Linked DNA regions of Mus musculus: region 1 is linked to region 2. A link is a loop called in an ENCODE intact Hi-C map of the cell type or tissue named here. Cell type or tissue: heart. All regions are shown on one strand. Links, peaks and the distances in the headings refer to the core of each region. The heading gives the core; the rest is flanking DNA.

What was found. Hi-C counts contacts between places; a loop is a spot of excess contacts. Peaks named below come from ENCODE experiments on the same cell type or tissue, not always from the same donor. Only the 100,000 strongest peaks of a DNase experiment are listed, where the experiment ranks them.
Region 1: a loop joins it to region 2, with 4 times the contacts of the local background. A loop is called at or near these places in 4 of 42 quality-filtered maps.

The regions. Positions count from the first base shown.
Region 1 is chr8:41,011,009-41,021,012 of GRCm38, forward strand. Mtus1 (mitochondrial tumor suppressor 1) reads right to left here. Exons shown (of 14, transcript NM_001005863.2): 7 at 4,380-4,446. It overlaps B430010I23Rik (RIKEN cDNA B430010I23 gene), which reads left to right and starts at 6,730. Exons shown (of 3, transcript NR_015457.2): 1 at 6,730-6,812; 2 at 8,450-8,613. In heart, for the core only: a CTCF peak has its summit at 5,687; DNase peaks (open chromatin) are centred at 4,293, 5,383, 5,673, 6,803 and 1 weaker place; H3K4me3 peaks cover 3,819 bases; H3K27ac peaks cover 4,880 bases.
Region 2 is chr8:40,956,478-40,966,481 of GRCm38, forward strand. All of the region lies in intron 2 of Pdgfrl (platelet-derived growth factor receptor-like), which reads left to right. Among named protein-coding and RNA genes, the nearest start is that of Pdgfrl, 35 kb to the left of the region's middle. In heart, for the core only: CTCF peaks have their summits at 5,401 (motif pointing right) and 7,035; DNase peaks (open chromatin) are centred at 5,084, 5,494, 6,824, 8,094 and 1 weaker place; H3K4me3 peaks cover 1,422 bases; H3K27ac peaks cover 2,647 bases.

The DNA.
Region 1 (10,004 bases), core at 3,401-8,400, 55 kb after region 2:
CATGATCATATGGGCTGTCTTATTGCCATAGCATTCTAGAGATGCTCCACAATCATTAAAAACGTCCTCAGTGGAGGCTCCAAGGTGCCCTGGAAAAGCACTGGGCTTGTTCAAAGAATCCAAAGACTGATGAGAAAACACCCCAGAAGTATGCCCCTCTGCTGAAGACGCCAGACGTGAACGAGACTACAGACTATACTTTCATTTATACAAAACTCAAGGAGAGACAACATTGGTACTTGGTCCTGAAACCAGATCATTATTTGCTTCTAAGGGAGGGGAGGCTTAAGGGAGTTTTCTGGAATTACAGAAATGTTCAATGCAAGGGGAGATTATAGGAATCTGATTATATAAAACTAATGGACTGGCTTGATAGCTCAGGGAGGGACCAAGGCTTTCCACCAAACCGAAGAACCAGAGTTCGTGGGTGGGACCCATAGGGTGGAAGGGAAGAACTCAATCCTGAAAGCTGTCCCCTGACTTCCACGAAGCTGCTGTGGCACACACATGTGGGTAACACATGCAAATAAATGTAATTTTTAAAAATATCATGGATCAGACAAAGGCACAAAGATCTAGTTTAGAGCCAGCCAAGTCTACACATTGCTGCCCTGTTTCAAATAAGCAAAAATGTGATGGTACAATAGATATTACTGTATATAAAATAGGCTTTCCTGAAATAATAATGGTACAAAGTTATACATGTTCTATAAACAAAGGCACAGGGCTATGCAAAAGTATGCCAAAATAGAAGAACTATAGAGTATTTCTTGTTTATACACTGATCTTTAAGGTTTAAACTCTCAAATGCCAATAAACATAAGCCACTACGCTATGCAAATGGAGAGTTCATTACGATTTTTTCCTCAAAGAGGAAGTAGGAGAGACTCTCCTCATTGTGAAGACCATACAGTCTGGAGATAACAGAAGAACACAGGATATATTAAATACATCAGTGCAAGGTAGGAGGGTCACTGGTGTAGGGGAGCCTTGTGGTTTGATTCTGATGAGACAGAGGGGTTTCTCAAAGAGGTTCGCCCAAGCAAAGGGCTTTCCACGAAGGGATGTGGGTCAGATAGGAGAAACATGCTGGTTGTGTGCCAGACAAAAAGAAGAGACTATTAGAGGACGAAATGAGGGCATCCAGAAAGTCTGCCAATGGGGAAGATGGGTGGAAGCCATTAGATTGTGAAGGGCAGAGGTACAGACGATTGCAGTTGCAGGGTTCCTGGGCCTGAGTCTCTTTCACCCTTCATAGTTCTTCAAGGGTGAGACTCTTGTCCCAGTTTTCAGGGACACAGTAAAGATCACAGCTGACCAGTGACTCTGACAGCCCCTGGTTAGTCCAAGGGACAAGTTGGACACTTGGATGGTGCAAGTGATGGATGGAAGATCAGATCTCTAAGTCGCCTATAAAAAGCATCGGGGGTTAGGCCCTACCACCTCATATACTTTACCTCAGACTCTACACTAATTCAGCAAAATACACAGACACATCATCAAAGGGAAAACTGTGTACTCAAAAATAAGTAACTCCTAACTGGGAGTGTATGCATAAAAGCCTGTATCTCTATCCGGGCAGTGAGAGTGCACACCTTTAATTCCAGCATTCAAGAGGCAGAGGTAGAAGGATCTCCCAGTTTGAGGCCAACCTGGTATACAGACTGAGTTCCAGACCAGACCAGACCAAACCAAATCCCCCATTCCTCTAACCTACATTAAATGCCAATAGCAGCGAAGGTCGGGTCTCCCTGTCCCGAGGGATCTCTAATAGTATCCCATCTACTGACTAGTCCTTCCCACGGTATAGTTTATGCTTTCATAAGAAGGCATTTCACCAATCACTACACGCCTGCAAAACTGAATCTGTGAGTGTGTATTTGTGTGTGTGTGTGTGTGTGTGTGTGTGTGTGTGTGTGTGTGTGTGTGTGTTTGGCATAGGCCCTCACTATGTAGTCAGACTAACCTTTCACTCACTATGCTGGCCTGGGACTGGTAGCAATCCTCTTGTCTTGACCTCTGGAGTTACTGGGATTACAGACACACACCACGACATTAACTTAATACCAGATACATTCGTGTATGTATGGCGAATAGCAGTTAACACCTGGTATGGCCGCTTTGCAAAGTTTTACCTAATATGACCTTCATGATCATCCTTGGGGCACACATGCACACTGTCACTTTAGAGAAAATAAAACTGGGACAGAAGAGATGTGACATGATGGGCTCTGAGCCACCCAGCTCCCAAACCAAGGATTCAAACCTGGAGACTGTGAGACCACAGTGCGACACATTTTATTCCCTCAAATAGGAAAACGGTTTTGACATATATAAACTTATATCTTTTTTCCACTCTGGCCCAAAACACAAATCCAGCTGAAAGCTACAAGAATTTTCTTTGGAGCCAGCTTCATTATACTTGTTTGAAGGTTTTCTTCTTCTATTCGCTGGCCAAACCAACCTTTTCCCAAATGCCTTCGCTGGCCCTTAAGCAAGCACTGGTCCTTGAGCAAGCCTGTCTGATTCAGTAGTTAACAGAAATGACACCATTTCCCAAGTCCAGTCCTAGGGTGACAAAACAATGTGGACAGGCCACCTGTAACATCCTGACACTTTGACAGCAGCAGGAAAAACACACCAGGCCACGTTCTCCTTATCATGGACAGAGAGGTGAGACGACAAAGGCTGGCTGTTTCCTGACAGGCTGCACAATAACAGCAAGTGTGGTGGACCTCGGCTCCAATTTAAACTGCTTAATGCTGAAGAGGATCACCATTCAATCAGAGTCAATGGGCTCAGTGTCCTCCTCTGTCTTGGTCCTGCCTTCTCTCGGAGAATAGAAACCTGAATCATTAGGCAGGCTCATCTCCACTTCCACTGTGTTCCGATGAACACTGAAACTCACACAAAAATACCTTCTCCCTTGTCTCCTTATTCTGTATCCATTACCGTACTTAAGGCACAGAAACAACTCGAGCTGGTCATTGGGTAACCAAAAGGGAGGCAGCCAGACTGAATTAGAAGTGGAAGGTCTTCATGGTGTCTGGGATCGGGGTCACCCAAGCTGTGCCTTCTGTCCCGGTTCGAAAGAGCTCACCCATCACTGGGCTTCTGTACTTTATCATCTGTCTTAAAATTATTGTTCCACAAGGGTTCGTCCTTTCTGTTACCTGATGCCAGCCAGCACTGGTGGCTTCTCTACTGTTGTGGATCTCAAGGGTTAGCGAGGAATTGGCCTTGACTTCAACTGGCAGGCCAAGGAGTAGGGAAGGGCACAATCTTGCCTCCACATGAACTGGCCCATGACCTTTGTCTTGACTGGGCCAGTGCAGTTGCTGACTAATATTCTTGTCCAGCAAATCAGAATGGCGGTATTTAAACTACAGTCTGGTTCTCAGAGAAAAACAGGATTCTTTGAGAATTAAACGAACAAAACTTATTCTATCTTTAGCTGTTCCCTTTGAAGAACTTATGCTACACATGCTTCTAACACAGCCTATCAGCAAGCAAAGCCAAGGACAAGGCAGGTGACATTTGCTGAACAACTCCAGATCTAGTTGAAGCTAAATCGGGAAGCCAATTCTTAGGGTGAGTGGTCCCCACAGACAGGGCAAGGGGAGGGGGGCACAGCAGACCGATCTCTCCTACAGGTAATCCAGGTAGAAAGGGCAACTGTCTTTGTCCTTCAAATCTAGGGATCCTCAGAGGCACCAAGAACTCAAAAGATCAAACAGCAAGACTTCCTAGAGAATGCTACAGAGCACACCGCTCCTCGAGTTGGTAGACACTCCTCCCCAGCTCATCCCGACTACTTAAGGAGCACAGAGCATGGGTGGCCCTAACAAGCAGTATTCCTTTAATTGTAGACTCACTGTACACTCACAGGTACGCTGTACCACAGCGGGGATGTGTAACGTAATCACTTCTATCAGAGAATAGCTTTTTCTTAACACTCTTTAATATAAAAAGTCGTTCCAGAAAGAAAAAGAAAGAAACAGAGAGAGAGAGAGACAGAGAAAGAGAGACAGATAACAGACAGACAGACAGACAAACATAATTATTCAATGGGAATGCACACAATACAGAAACCATTCTGTCTCTGTCTACTCCATACGAAGCAATGCTTTATGCCTTGGTCATCAGAAAGTGAGTGTTAGCTCACTCAGAGCAGTGCCAGGAATTTTGTGAGCTTGAGGTCACACTGCCAAGATTCAAAAGCAGTGTCGATAGTAAGTGTCTGCACAGATACGAGAGAGGGAGAAAGACCAGCTGTCCGCTGTGTAACTCCAGCCACAGAGCAGGAGGTTAGAGCACATTGCTCAGGTTCAGTAAACTTTACCCAGGGCAGGGGCAGGGGCAGGAAAACAGGCTCTTACCTAGCTCTCCCCGGAGGCTGACAAGTTCTTGAGAGAGGGTTTTGTGTTGCTTCAGTGCTTCCTCCCGCTGCAGAAAACACACACCAAGTTACTAACGTTTTTTGTTTTGTTTTGTTTGTTTGTTTAAAGAGGGTTCCCTTTCAGTAAAGTACACACTTACCACTGCTGGGAAAATGAGACCCAGAGTTGAGAGGCCGAGATACGAATCACTAAGCTAACAGTTTGTGTTGTTAAAAACAAAGCAAAACCCAGATGTCCCTTTGCTGTGAAGGAATTTCATGTTTCAAAAAAGAAAATCTGTATTTTCCCAGGTCCTGTTGAAACTTTCCTTTGAGGAACAAGAGAGGCTATTTAAAAATATTTGCTTTGCGCCATGCACTTACTGGAGATCCATAGACCCTTGAAGCTAATGCATACTGTACTTAAGATGTAATGCACTCTCCCCTCCAAGGGCAATAAGGGCCTAATCAGTTCAAGATAAATATTTAATGTTCTAAACATAGGCATTTAGATAGACTTTGTCCCATGTCCGCAAATAAAAAAGTTTTGTTACAAGGCCAAGCCTATATTCTGAACAAGAGGAAAAAAAAGTTTGCTTTTAAGCTAGGACAAATAAAAAAATTAATCTCTTAAAGATGAAATCAAGTTGATTTCACCCAGCTACACAGCAGTTTCCAAGGACTCTTACATCATGAAGCAACTATAATTCTAAATAGGCTTGAGAGAAGTGAAGTGAAAGAAATCAGGAGGGTGTTTCAGGGTTTAAAGAATAACAAGTATCAGTCTTGCGGTAAGGAATAATTTTCACGTTACCTTCAGGTCTGTAGCAGGCACACATCCACACATACTTATACAAACACAATCATTAGACACAGTTCCTCAAGACGGAGAGTCCCTGGCGCCAGGGTGAAACTAGGAAGTGAGAGAATGTCCAGGCTTTCAGGAAGGGCACTTCCTGAGATGACCTTAGATGTGGGACTCCAGCCGGCATCTGGGTTGCAGTATGGCAGAGAGCACGAGACTGGTCTCTGCAGTCTAGACTTGCTTCTCACTCAAAGCACTTCCCCCTGGTTCCAGACAGGGTCTGCAGTACGTAGTCCCTGACACCCTTCTAGAAAAGCCCTGTAAACAAATACTAATTACCCTTGTTGCTGCACAGGGAGGAGAGAGGCACATTTTGCTGCTAGGGCAGCCCATTTTCCAGCTCCGGTCTCTCCAACTCCCCCACCCCCTGCACTGTCCAAGAAGCGCACAGGTGGCCACGCCTCCCACCCATCCGTCCGTCCGGGTCTGCCTACATTCAAAGCTCCACAGGGAGGAGCGCCATTGGCCCTGGTGGCCTCCCCGCCTGTCCCGCAGGTTACTGCCTCAGACTCCTCTCTCTCCTCTCTGAAGCTGATACTGCAGCTTCTGTCTCTGGCACAAGCAACGGATGATTACTTAAAGCCACAGCCCTTCATTTATGAGAAACGAGAGCCAGACATTATCCTGATCGATTGGCACTTACTTAATATCAGCGGGGGCAGAGGAAACAGAAACGGGACCCTCTCTGCGTGGATAATGGAGTTATTTTTAGATGTGTGAGCCTTTTTACTCCGCTCTCTAATTGAGGTCATTAGATTATCGCACTCACTAATAGAAAAAGGGGGTTTGCTCTTCAGAACCCATATACTAAAGGCATGATGAACCTCATGGTGAAGGGCACCCAGGGGGCCCTGCTGTGATTTAGAACTTTAAATAATATTACAATAGAGTATAGTTCATTGATAATACATGGGTATTGGGGATTACATATATTTGAAATCACCAGTCAGGAATTCCAAATTTCAAAAATAAACGATTGCTTTTGTAATGCAAAAACTAAAGTTTGAGAACAACAAAATAATAACCCACAGATACAATGTTTTTCTCTTTTCTCCCCTTCTTACGGGTCTCATACTTGCTTTCCTTTGCCCCAGTCTCCCAAGTTCTGGGATTACAGGCACGTGCCACTACAGCCTGACTATTCGAGTACTGTCACGTCAAGCCTTAATTTTATTCAAATGCTTTGGATAAATGGCAGAGTCTGTCAGTGGCGTGAGAGAAAAGCGGGGACAGCTCTATTAGACATGAAACTGTGACCACGCTTCAGAGTCCCCTTTCCCACAGCAGCCAAGTTGCAAACAAAAGGGGGTAAAAGGACAAGGAAATCTTACCACTTGCACAAGAAAACGGAAAGGAAGATGGCAAAAGCTGACGCTACTGATGCTTATCTCTAAAGGACTCTGGAAAGCCACACCTCCCTCCCTCCAGAAACACCCGAGGGAGGGGTGGTTAGCTTATTAGTGGACTTCAGGAGGCAACAGATTTCAGTGAGTGTTGACATCTGTCCTAACTCACTTCCCTAAACCACACTCAGCCTTCTCCAGCAAGATCCAGCGTGAGGACATCAAGGTCAGTTGTCACTGTGTCTCAATGGCCGGAAGTGGGGGTGGGGGAAAGCCAGCCCACTCTTCCTTCACAATGGCTTTTTGCCCTTGGTGTCACCTTTGCTTCTAGTCCTGGTTCTTTAGAGCCCAGTACGCAAGCATAGAAGGGGTTTCTTTATACCCTAGAGGGCTGTTATTCAATATTTTCTGTGTATAAACTCCCTTCTCTTTTGAGTATGTTACAAATGACACTGGGACTGAAGGTGGAGCTCAGGTAGCACCCATACATGAGGCGGAATTTCTTCCTCCAGCAAATACAGCATACATACATACGTGTAGCAAGCATGAGTGGGTGCTAGCCTGTGTGCTTGTGTGCGCTCCCATGGACTAGAATTGCCTAGCTCCTGTTTAGCATCCCGAGATCTTCCATCCAAGTCAAAAGCTATCCTTCCCAGAATCCATGCTACCCTCTTGGGATGACGGGCTTTCTTAACCTGACTCATTTTATACACTTTCTGGAAAGCCAACATCCCCTCCCCCCAAATGCCCAGAAGGGACATTTATCTTTCTGAATTATGAGTTATTACTCATATAGCTAAGCACATTTTATATCCTATACCATAATGATATGTAAGAAAATTAAGACATAGCTCCTGCCTTCAAGGAGCCTGGTACTTAGGAGGGCAATGTCCAGGACCAATTCTTTGGTCATCAATCAAAGCAGATGACATCATCTGAGGCGAAGCAGCGCAGGACTATGGGAAACCCGGGGCTTTAATATGATCTACTCAAAAATGCAGACCACAGAGCCCAGACTCCAACAGACATACTATTAGTTTCTGCATGACTGTCTGGGTTGCCTGCCCTTTAAATGTACTTCTTATTTACTCAAGATGATAAAATACATTCTGGCAGTTAGAGACCGATTTTTTTTTCCAGCTGCTTAGATTAGTGTCTCTGTCATAGATGATAAACCATTTATAATCCAGAGAAGAGGTTTATTTGATTATCTTTGTACTATAACATGCAACCCCACCCTCGCCCCACAGACATACACACACAGTGAGACTAGAGAGAAAGGTGGAAATCCACACGAAGATGCTTTCAAACTCATGCATTAAATATATGAAGCGCTTTAAGGAAAAAAAAAAAAAACTCAACAACAACGGGATTCTCCGTAATTTAATTAGGGTCTCTGGGATGCAAGCACTTAGTGGCTGGCTGTCGTCCCGCCAGTGTGCCTGACTTCTGCAGGCTACTGAATGGCATCAGCAACACAGGAACTATTACAGGAAAGAGCTGCAGAGAGTTCATACTTTTATCATTGTGGACACTTCCTTCCCACCCACTCCCTCATCCTGCCTGCTCCCACCCCCACCCCACCCCTTTAAATCTGAGATGTAGACTATTAGCATAATTTAAAACCCTTTGGGGGGGGGAGGTACTAGCCTAGGTTAGATTCTATATGCAAAAAAAAAAAAACCTATCTGGTCTTGTTTTACCTTACCAAGAAATATGCCTAGAGACCCTTTGATGAGGACTCTAGGGTTACTAACAGCAATGCTGGTTAATAGGATCCAAATGTTTCAACAGTGGGTACAAGAGATCTCTGTAAAGGGTTAAGGGGATTTTTAATTGCTCAACTTACCCTTTCCCTTTCAGCTGTTTCCTAACAGTGAGTGCCTTGTACACACTAGGCAACTAGCGAACATTCACTGATGGATTATAAAACAGAGAAGGGGTGGAGAACATCCAACATGGGGATTCTGTGTGCTCTTGTAAGATGTTTCTGCAGTTCCACCCTCGCCCTTCGCTCGTCCACTCAGGTACTGTCTGAATTGTCAACTTCAATTCTTGGGGTGGTTTTACAAGAAGGAACTGGAAGCAGACTCTGCTATCAATGAACTTTCATCGTAAGGAGCCAAAACAGAGGCTGGAGCAATGAGTCAGTGGTTAAGAGCACTGGCTTGCTCTTCCAGAGAACCCTGGGGTCAAGTTCAATTCTCAGCAACTAAGGACAGCTTACAACTGTCTGAAAGTCCAGTACCCTCTCTTCTGGCTTCTGTGGGCACCGCATGTAAGTGGTGCAAAGACATACACGTGACAAACACCTAAAATAATAAAATATGCTATTTCTTTTAAAAGCAGAAGCAAGCACAGAGTGAGGAGTTATCATATAGAAAGGAAGTATAAGATCCTGGAGTCCAGAGGGTGGGTAAAGATAGAGCTAGAAGCCCCCGGGGTCTCCTTAAGGAGGGGGCCCATGGGCTTGATATTCGTTAAGGTCACTGTTACACAGCCATTCTGCTGTGGATTGGAAAGAAACACTCGGGCACTGAAAGCTTGACACCCCAGCATGCTGGTCCTGTTGAGAGACATGGATCATGAGTACGCTAACTTCATCAGTGGATTAGTTTTCTCAAGGTGTCAGAGCTGAATGGGCTGTTAGGAGGTAGAACATGATTGGAAGTGGGGTTTTAAAGGGTACAGTTTGTGTCTGGCCTCTTCCTTTCTCTTTTTCTTTCTCTCTTTGTCTGTCTGTCTCTCTGTCTCTCTGTGTCTCTTTCGGTTTCTCTCTGTTTTATTATCTTGCTGTTTCTCTCTCTCTCTCTCTCTCTCTCTCTCTCTCTCTCTCTCTCACTCTCTCTTGCTCTTGCTCTCTTTCTCTTGTCTATGATGGCGTGAGTCACTATCTCCATCACTTGCTTCCTGTCAGGATGTTCTGCCTCACCCAAAAGCAATGGACCCCAAAAAAAAAAAAAAAAAAACATGGATCTTTACAAAAAGGCTCTTGAAACTCCTTAAGGGTATATTGTATATTGTGTATCATTCAGTATACCAAACCCAGGGCCACTTTAATTCAGGGCTACATCTATTTGTTCCTCCACAGAGCCCCTGATGAACTACATGGATTGGGTTTAGGAACCACTTCTTCTGGGCCCAAAAGTCTCTCTCTCTTTTTTTGGGGGGGGGTGGGGGGTTGAGACAGGGTTTTTCTGTGTAGCCCTGGCTGCCTGGAACTCACTCTGTAGACCAGGCTGGCCTCGAACTCAGAAATCCACCTGCCTCTGCCTCTCAAGTGCTGGGATTAAAGGCCACACCCAGCTAAAAAGTCTCTTATTAACACTACATGTATCTATTCTGTAGGATACTCTTTCTAAAAGAGGTCCTTTGAGAGACTAAGAGAGTCAGATGGGAGATTCCAAAGCATTAACCA
Region 2 (10,004 bases), core at 3,156-8,155:
ATTCTCATCAATTCCTATTATCTGTAGGTTTGGTCTTCTCATTGTGTCCTGGATTTCCTGGATATTTTGAGTTAGGATCCTTTTGCATTTTGTATTTTCTTTGACTGTTGTGTCGATGTTCTCTATGGAATCTTCTGCACCTGAGATTCTCTCTTCCATTTCTTGTATTCTGTTGCTGATGCTCGCATCTATGGTTCCAGATCTCTTTCCTAGGGTTTCTATCTCCAGCGTTGTCTCACTTTGGGTTTTCTTTATTGTGTCTACTTCCCTTTTTAGTTCTAGTATGGTTTTGTTCATTTCCATTACCTGTTTGGATGTGTTTTCCTGTTTTTCTTTAAGGACTTCTACCTGTTTGGCTGTGTTTTCCTGCTTTTCTTTAAGGGCCTGTAACTCTTTAGCAGTGCTCTCCTGTAATTCTTTATGTGACTTATGAAAGTCCTTCTTGATGTCCTCTATCATCATCATGAGAAATGTTTTTAAATCCTGGGTGTTGGGGTGCCCAGGACTAGGTGGGGTGGGAGTGCTGCGTTCTGATGATGGTGAGTGGTCTTGATTTCTGTTAGTAGGATTCTTATGTTTGCCTTTCGCCATCTGGTAATCTCTGAAGCTAGCTGTTATAGTTGTCTCTGTTAAGAGCTTGTTCTTCAGGTGACTCTGTTAGCCTCTATAAGCAGATCTGGGAGGGTAGCACTCTCCTTAGTTTCAGTGGGCAGAGTATTCTCTGCAGGCAAGCTCTCTTCTTGCAGGGAAGGTACCCAGATATCTGGTGTTCGAACCGGACTCCTGGCAGAAGTTGTGTTCCACTCACTAGAGGTCTTAGGATCCCGTGTGGAATCCTGTGTGGGCCCTTGCGGGTGTCAGGCAACTTTCCTGGCAAGGTAGCCCGGGGCTCGAGTGGAGCGGAAGGGGCTTGTGCCCCAGGTCAGGCCCGGGTAGTCTGCTTCCCTATGTACCGCAGTCTCAGGTTCCACGCGATTGGATTGGGGCAGGCGCTGTGTTCCACTCACCAGAGGTCTTAGGATCCCGTGGGGAATCCTGTGTGGGCCCTTGCGGGTGTCGGGCGACTCCACTGGCAAGGTAGCCCGGGGCTCGAGTGGAGCGGAAGGGGCTTGTATGTTGTTTTTGTTTTTATCACAATTGATCTGTAGTACAGCTTGAGGTCAGGCATGGTGATTCCACCAGAGGTTCTTTTGTTGTTGAGAATAGTTTTTGCTATCCTAGGTTTTTTGTTATTCCAGATGAATTTCAAATTGTCCTTTCTAACTCTGTGAAGAATTGAATTGGAATTTTAATGGGGATTGCATTGAATGTGTAGATTGCTTTCGGCAAGATAGCCATTTTTACTATATTAATCTTGCCAATCGCTGGGCGTGGTGGCGCATGCCTTTAATCCCAGCACTCAGGAGGCAGAGGCAGGCGGATTTCTGAGTTTGAGGCCAGCCTGGTCTACAAAGTGAGTTCCAGGACAGCCAGGGCTATACAGAGAAACCCTGTCTCAAAAAACCAAAAATAAAAAACAAAAAAAAAAAAATCAAGGAAAAAAGAAAAAAAAAAAAAAAACAAACTTAGGGGTTGGGGATTTAGCTCAGTGGTAAAGTGCTTGCCTAGCAAGCCCAAGGCCCTGGGTTCGGTCCTCAGCTCCGGAAAAAAGAAAAAAAAAATCAAAATTAAAAAAAATCCTGCCAATCTATGGGAGATCTTTCCACATTCTGAGATCTTCTCCGATTTCTTTCTTCAGAGACTTGAATTTCTTATCATACAGATCTTATTTATTTTTAATTAATTATTCTTTTAACTTATTCGCTTTACATCCCCCTCAGTGCTCCTCTCCCAGTCACCCCCTCCCACAATCCTTCTCCCATCTCCCCTCCCCATCTCCACTAAGCAGGTTGGACCCCTCCTGGGTATCCCCTTACCCTTTCCCTTCAAGTCTCTTCAAGGCCAGACGCTTCCTCTCCCACTGAGGACAGACAAGGCAGCCCAGCTAGAAGAACATATCCCACATGTAGGCAACAGATTCTGGGATAGCCTCCACTCCAGTTGTCCGGGACCCACATGAAGACTGAGCTGCACATCTGCTACCGATGTCGTGACTTCTACAATGGCTGTATTAATTTGCACTCCCACCAACAATGAATAAGAGTTCTTTCCCCATGTCCTCACCAACATTTGTCAGATTTCCTGATGATAGCCATTTAAACTGGCATGAGGCGGTATCTCAAAGTAGTTTTAATTTGCATTTCCCTGATAACTAGGGCTGTTGAACACATTGAAAAAAATAATTCCTGGCCATTTGTGTTTCTTGCTTTGAAAACTGTTCATTAGCCCATGGGTTGATTTATATCCATGGTGTTCATTTCCTGCAATTATGACAAAGACTAATAACAATGAGCAAGAGAACTCGGCAAGGCGAATCTGCTGATGTAGATCTGAGCACATTTGCTCCTCTTTCTTGGCAGTGTGTGAGAGCTCATCTAATTGACTAATTCTTCTGTAGTCTGATGTTTGTATCCATCTCCTCTCATCAAAAAGAGCCCCTTCATGGCAAATGTCACCACTGGTGGCTGATCAGATTCCTAGCATCTAGGACGGTTCTCTGCCTCATGTCAGAAATCAGGAAATACCTTCGGTGTCTTCATAGTCTCAGAAGTCAGTTCACAGTCACACACCCACTCACACAACATTGAAAGATACTTAGAGCCTTGGGTGCACTGTGTGTGTGCACTATGTGGGTGCACTGCATGTGTATGCTATATGTGTGCACTATATATGTGCACTATGTGTAGCAAAAGGAGGGAAGGAAAGGCAGACAGCTCATCTCCCATCCTCCTGACCATGGTGATTACAGGTCGCTAGAGAATTCATGGTTTTTCTCTTTTTTTTTCACTTTTTAAATTTTTTTTCTTAAATTTTTATTATTTGAGTGCATTGTATACATCAAACATGTTAATAATATTGAGTATTTTGAGAATCAAATAATACATAAAAAATGTGTTCAACTTTCATATCCATAACCTTTCATACCCTAAAAATATCATTAATGAATATGTAATACTATCCATAATTGAGGATCCTATACCTAATGTTGAATACTAAATTGTTTCAAAACATACAAAATATCCTTTGGGAATTAAGCATAGTAAAAGAGCGTAAAATGTTAAAAATGAATCATTAAGAGATATATTCAAAATCCCTTATATGATACCACCTGACCTAGTGAGAGAGTATTTAAAACGCATTATATATCTGTGTACATTGTCTAACTATAAGTTTACTTTTAAAAGATTATCAGTGTTTGTAGGAGAGATTTTCTTTTTTTTTTTTTTTTTTTTTTTTTGCGACGGGATCTTGCAATGTAGCCAGGCTGACCTTGGATGCAGGCTTCTCTTGCCTTAGCCACCCCAGTGCTGAGATTATAGGCATTCACCACCAAAGCCCAATTTATTTTGTCCTTAAAACAGCTAACTTCCTTCTCTTTCAGCTGCTGAGGTCATTACTCCATTCCGAGAAACTGGAGCCATAGAGTTCCTTAATGCCCCTTTCTCCTGCTTCTTTCTTCCCTGTTTTTACATCACCAGAAGGAGGGAATCACCTTGGATGTTTGCATCTTTCACATCTGCATCCAGTCAAAGGTCTTGTCTCTTACCAGAGATGGAGAAGAGCTCTAGCCTGCTGTTCCCTGGTACCCAGCACAGTGTCTCCTGGCAAATGCAGGTTGTCAGAGAACAAGCAATGCTGTCGAAAGGGGCTGAGAGCCGGTCGAAAGTTAGGTACCATGATCGATATGACCCGTGACCTGGGAACAAGGTCTATTTGAGCTTTAATTTCTTCATTTTGCAAAGACTTTATTTATTTACTCGTTTGTTCTTGTCTGTGTCCACACAAAAGCTAGAAAGAGGCAGCTATAGGTTTTGCAGGATTCCCTGGCATGTTACCTGGGCACTGGGATCTGAGCTCTAGCGCTCATGGCTGTGGAGTAGGTCCTCCGAACCAGCCCCATCTCTGAACTTTCAAGCTGAAAAAAAAAAAGTTTACTGTTTTTGCTTAAGGTTCCCCCCTTCCTTCTCTCCCCCCACGCCCCATGCTTGTTCTTTTGGAAGAGAAAGTCGAGACAGGTCCTTGCTTTGTAACCCAAGCTATCTTCACGGCAATCCTGCCTCAGTGTCCTAAGTACTGAGAATAACAGGTATGGGCTACCATCCTTGGCTTCTGTTGTTTATAACACTTGGCTTCTTTATTTTGATATCCTTTATTTGGTGTGTATGGAAGTTTTGCCTTCATATATACTCTGCACAACCCGGTCTTACGCCTGTAGAGGCCAGAAGAGGGTGGTTAGCAAATCTCCTTGGAACTGGAGTGGACAGCCACGTGGGTACAGAGAATTGAACCCTGATCCTCTGCAAGGCAGCCAGTGCTGTTAGCGGTAAGCCTTGTTGTTTTCTTTGACACGTGGTGATTATGTATTTTAGTGGAGATGCAGTGGAATGATCTATACATGTACATACTGTGTATTAATCAAATTAGACTATTTAACATATTCATTACCTCATACAATTTTCATTTCTTTGTGCTGAGGACATTCAGAAGGATCTCTTCTACCTATTGTAAAATATCCAAAAATATTATTCACCACACTCACCCTGCCAGCACTACACAGGAGGACCAAATTCCCCAGCCTATTGGAACTTCGTACCCACTGACCATTCTTTGCTTTCTCCTCGCTCTTCCAGCATCTAGTAACCACTCCCATGAAGCAAATGACTCGCAGAGACCGGAGCTGCTGAGCTGAGCCGCAGAACTTGGATGGGTCCCCTGCCATCCTCCGCCATCTGTGATAGGTCCCGTGGAATAAACTTAGATCCAAGTCACTCTTGGCCTGGGGAAGCCAGTTTCAGGAGAGATATACTCGCTGCAGCCTGGGATAGACTATATTAATACATCTACTTTCAAGTTTAAGATTGAAAACTAGCCGGGCGTGGTGGCCCACGCCTTTAATCCCAGCACTTGGGAGGCAGAGGCAGAGGCAGGCGAATTTCTGAGTTCAAGGCCAGCCTGGTCTACGGAGCGATTTCCAGGACAGGCAGGGATATACAGAGAAACTCTGTCTCGGGAAAAAAAGTGAAAACTAGCCGGACAGTAGTGGCGCACGCCGTTAATCCTAGCACTTGGGAGGCAGAGAGGCAGGTGGAATTCTGAGTTCGAAGCCAGCCTGGTCTATAGGGTGAGTTCCAGGATAGCCAGGACTATAGACAGAAACCCTGTCTCAAAAAGCCAAAATAATAATAATAATAACAACAACAATAACAAATTTTTAATTGAAAACTAGTAAGTGGAATATAATTTGCCTTCCTGGGATAGCTTCTAATAAGTGGGTCACTTCCATATCATGTCATAATCATAATGACCACTAGGTGGCAGGCTTTACCGGCGTTAAGATTGTCTTCAGTAAAAGATTGCACTTGAGGAAGGTGTGGCTAAGCAGCACAGGCAAGGTCCCTCAGAGGCTACAGCAACTGTTTCAGTGGGGTGCTGAGGTAGACTGGGGAATCACTTCCACACTGGACCATTTCCAGTTGCATAGACATCCCCCTTCTTTGAGACCAGAAAAGGGGGGCGGGGAGGGGGTACTTGAAAAAACAATCAGTGTGTTTTATCATTTACCACATGTTCCTGATCTCTCTGCACCCTCCCCTGCTTCCAATGCTTTTTAAAAGCTTCTGCTAGGGGGCTGGTGAGATGGCTCAGTGGGTAAGAGCACTGACTGCTCTTCCAAAGGTTCTGAGTTCAAATCCCAGCAAACACTCAGTGGCTCACAACCATCCACAATGAATTGTGGACAGCTACAGTGTACTTGTATAATAATAAATAAATCTTTGGGCGGGGATGAGTGGGGCCTGAGCAAGCAGAGGTCCTGAATTGTGAGTGTACACACACATTCTTGGCCCTTGCCTTTAGTCTCAGCACTGGAGAGACAGAAGCAGGCAAGGCTCTGTGAGTTCAAGGCCAGCTTGGTTTCTGGGCATAGTGAGATCCTGTCTTAAAAATAAAAACAAAAAGCCAGGTAATGGTGGCACATGCCTTTAATCCCAAAACTTGGGAGGTAGATGTCTGAGCTGGAGGCTGGTCTGATCCATGACAGCCTGGGATACCCAGAAAAACTATCTGGGGGGGGGGGAACAAAAGACAGACAGACAGACAGACAGACAAATTGCAAGTGCAGAATATCAAGCCACAATGTCTCTTCCCAACCCGAGTGTGCCACAGTGAAACATTCTAGTAAAATGGTCCAGATCATAAGATAAATTCCCAGTGGTACATCAGTCGGTCTGTTTCCATCCGTTCTGCAAACATTCCTCGTCTTCAGCTCTGCCATCCACATCGACGCGCTTCAGGTGTGGGGAACAGGGGAAGTCTTAGCACTCTGCTGAGGCAGAAAACAAAGTAAGAAATTTGGACCGTGTGGCCTAGCCAAAGGGTTAAATAAATCTCTGATGAAAGGGGAGAGGTGTGAGCTCTGCACCCTCAAAGTGAGGAGACAAGTTTTTGGCCGTTCCCTAGACCCGCTCCACAGTAAAAATTAAAAACAAAGTCAGGGTTCAAGCATTCATTATCTTTCAGGATGTGCCTGTGGTGTGTGGTGTAGGGTGTTAACTTTTTTTTTTTTTTTCAGTCAAGAACTGGAAGCCCGGAGGAGTGGGTGGGGCACAGCTCTCTTTGATGGCTGGTTCCTCTCAGAACAATAAATAGCTTTTAGGAGAAGAGAAGGCATCTATCTGTCTTTCCACTTGGCTGCCCCGGGTAACTGCTCACTCCACCCACAGACTGTACAAAGGAGGGTGGACCAGCGATGCAGACAGTGGGCTGCAGGCCAGTCTCCTAAGCGGCCCGTCTCACCAGCTTACACGGGGGAAGGAATTCATCCGAAGGGCATTTTCAAAGAAAGGAATGCGAGGGAGTATTTATGACCAGAAAGAACTGGCTGTTGAGAGAGGGGGAGCTGCATAACGTGAGCACCCACTGGCGGTATGCAGAGAAGGGAGCATCTTTCTTCCCCCAGCTAACGAATTGTGGTAAAATACACCCAGAACAGCACCGGTAGCATTTTTTAACCGCGCTTACGTATACAACTCAGTATACATGGGGAAACTGGTTTTGTTAGGCGGACTTGTTTCAAAGTCAAACTCATTTTCCTTCGAAGTTGGATTTTCTTGGCAGAACAAATAAAAAATGACGTGGCCTCGGCTTCTCTTTCTCCTTATGTGGGGCTGCAGGTTAGCTCCGTGCACACGTTGCTGTCCTAGTTAGCATCCACTTAGAGTCACCTGAGAGGAAAGCCTTATAGCCCCGTGTGCATTTCGGGAGGAGGGTGTCTTGATTTTTAATAGAAGCCCTACCCTACTATGAGTGGTAGCATCCTTAGGACAGTAGTGGTCGTGGGAGGGTGTATAAGAAAGCAGCGAAGCTGGTGAGAGATCCAGCAAGCAGCGTTCTTCCGTGCCTTCTGCTTCAGGTTCCTGCCCTGGCTTCTCTCAATAATAGACTGTAACCCCTAAGTTAAAATAAAGCCTTTCCCCCTCTGGAAGTTGCCTTGGGTCCCAGAAACGGAACAATAGCAAGCTGAAATCATTCTCACGGGTGGGACGTGGAACTCAGGAGTAGAGTGCTTGCCTGGTTATAGCAAGGTGCTGGATTAAGTCCTTGGTGTGTCAAGAAATCAAAAGTATATGCTGGAGCCAGCCTCTGATACCTATTTTAAAGTAAATTTCCACCCTGGAAATTAAAAATAAAGAACTCACCGCACCCTAAAGGTAGGACATTCTATGGCACCAGAGCAGGCCCCCACATGTCCCTAGAGATAGACAAGTGGGAAGGCGGGGTACAAGTCTTCTCTGGGTGTACTGGATGTTCTGACGGTGTTAATGGTGCAGAAAAATCACAGCTATGTTCCTTTGGGGGCCGGGGTGGGGGAGGGTAATGACAGAATCCGTCTCCTCTCGAGTTATCAGCATAGAATGAGGTCATGTGTGGAAAGCGCTTGGCTATGTAGCAAGCCTCTCCGTGAAGCGGAGCTATTTTTATTCACTCTATTGTATCCCAAAGAGGCAAAGTGTAGGGACATGGCCCGTCTGTCACAAGTCTTGTTTTCAGAAAAGGGCTTTAGTCTCCTATCTCAGTCTCCTGCAAACTAGATGTCCCACGCTGTAGTCTGGGTCTGGAGTATGACCCAAAAGCTGGTGTCCAGCCAATGGTACTGTTTTGGATCTTTAGAAGTGGAGCCTAGGCAAGCTTCTGACCTTCAGGCTAAACTCCTCCCCAGTTACCTAGCAACAGTGAAGACCATAAAAAGGGGTGCTCAGCCCGCACCTCACACCTCGTCCTCTTATTCCTTTGTCCTCTCACCTCCCTCTTCTCTTACTTCTCTCTCCTCTTCCCTTTTTCTTTGTCTTCTTTCCTCTCTCCTATCTCTCTTCTCTCTCTCTCTTCCTCCTTTCTACCTTCTCTCTTTCCCCTGCATTTCCATAATACAGCTCTAAAACCAAAAAATAAAAAAGAAGAAGTGGGGCCTAGGGAAAGGAAGTTAGGCCATTAGAAACGTTTCTTTGAAAGGACTATTGAGACACTGGTCCCTCTCCAGTCCGTCTCTCCTTACGTGTGTGTGTGTGTGTGTGTGTGTGTGTGTGTGTGTGTGTGTGTGCGCACCCGTGCATGTGTGCATGTATACACATGTTCGCATGGTCTCTGTCTGTCTGTCTGTCTGTCTGTCTCTGTTTCTCTCTCTCTCTCTCTCTATTCCACAATGATGTTCTTCACTGGGACCACCAAGCCATTATAGACTAAAATACCTTAAATCGCCAGCCAAACTAAACCTTTCCTCACCAAAAGTTGATTTCTGTGGGTATTTGGCTGCATTTAGGGAAGGCTGAACTAGCACAGTCCACAGCACCACAGTGCTGAACGCGTCACACTAACTGCCCTGGGGTACTGTGAGAGCCAGCGATCCAGCGCCCCGCCCTGTGTCTCCACATACTTTTCAAGGAAGGAGGAAATGCTTTCCGCTAACTTTTGTTTTAAAAGAATGTTAAACAAAAATCCTCTCATTTCTTGAACGTTATGAAAAGTCTTTATGTGATTTTCCCCAGATGTGCTGCACGGTATTACAATATAAAAAGAACGTTATGCTGGCAAAGTCAAGTCCATATGGCAAGTCAGACAGACTAAGGATAGGACAAAACTCTTGCAGATGACAATTTGGAGACTGTCGTGCAGTGGAAATGGTTTAGGGTGTCACTGAGCGACTCTGCCTATTCTCCTAATGCGATCCCGCTTCGATCAATATGTCTACATGTGGGTGAGGTCTGGGGTTTTATTTGCAAAAATAAAACTTGATATTATTGAGGTATGAACATTTTTGCCAAGAGTTTCAATATATAAAGTCTAAATAAAACTTTTTAGAAGGTTTGTCAGATGACGAAAGCTGGAAAGGGGGAATAAAGGATAAGCTATAAAATGGAGAATTGTATGTCCTGTGGTAAGTAACTGTTCAAAGGAGCATGCCACAAAAAGGGAATTAACCCAGAATGTCAGAGCTTTGCCTCTGTTGTCTGGACTCAGCTTCTCTGTCAGCTCCATCCACCTGCCCTGCACTGGCTGTAGATTCTCTGTGCCTTCATCTGCCCAGAGACTCACTTCACCTGGATTCCTGACTTGCATGCCCTGCCATGTGGCTTCAAGATCCTGTCGCCTGTTAGACACTATCCTGACTTCCCTGTGGGTCAATCCTGCTGCCTAGGGCCTCACCCCACTGCCTCCCCTTCTATTAGAACACAGAGAAATCATGGTGTCTCGTTTGATTTGGAAAGGTCAATGCCACCACTAGCTCAGCCCTCCCTGTAAGTTCAGTGATGCTCTTTATGAACGCCAGTCAGTAGCTGAGACAAGCAAGGCGACCCAAGGGCTGGAACCCCGTGTTAGCGACCAAAACTGATACAAAAAAGTGTACTCTC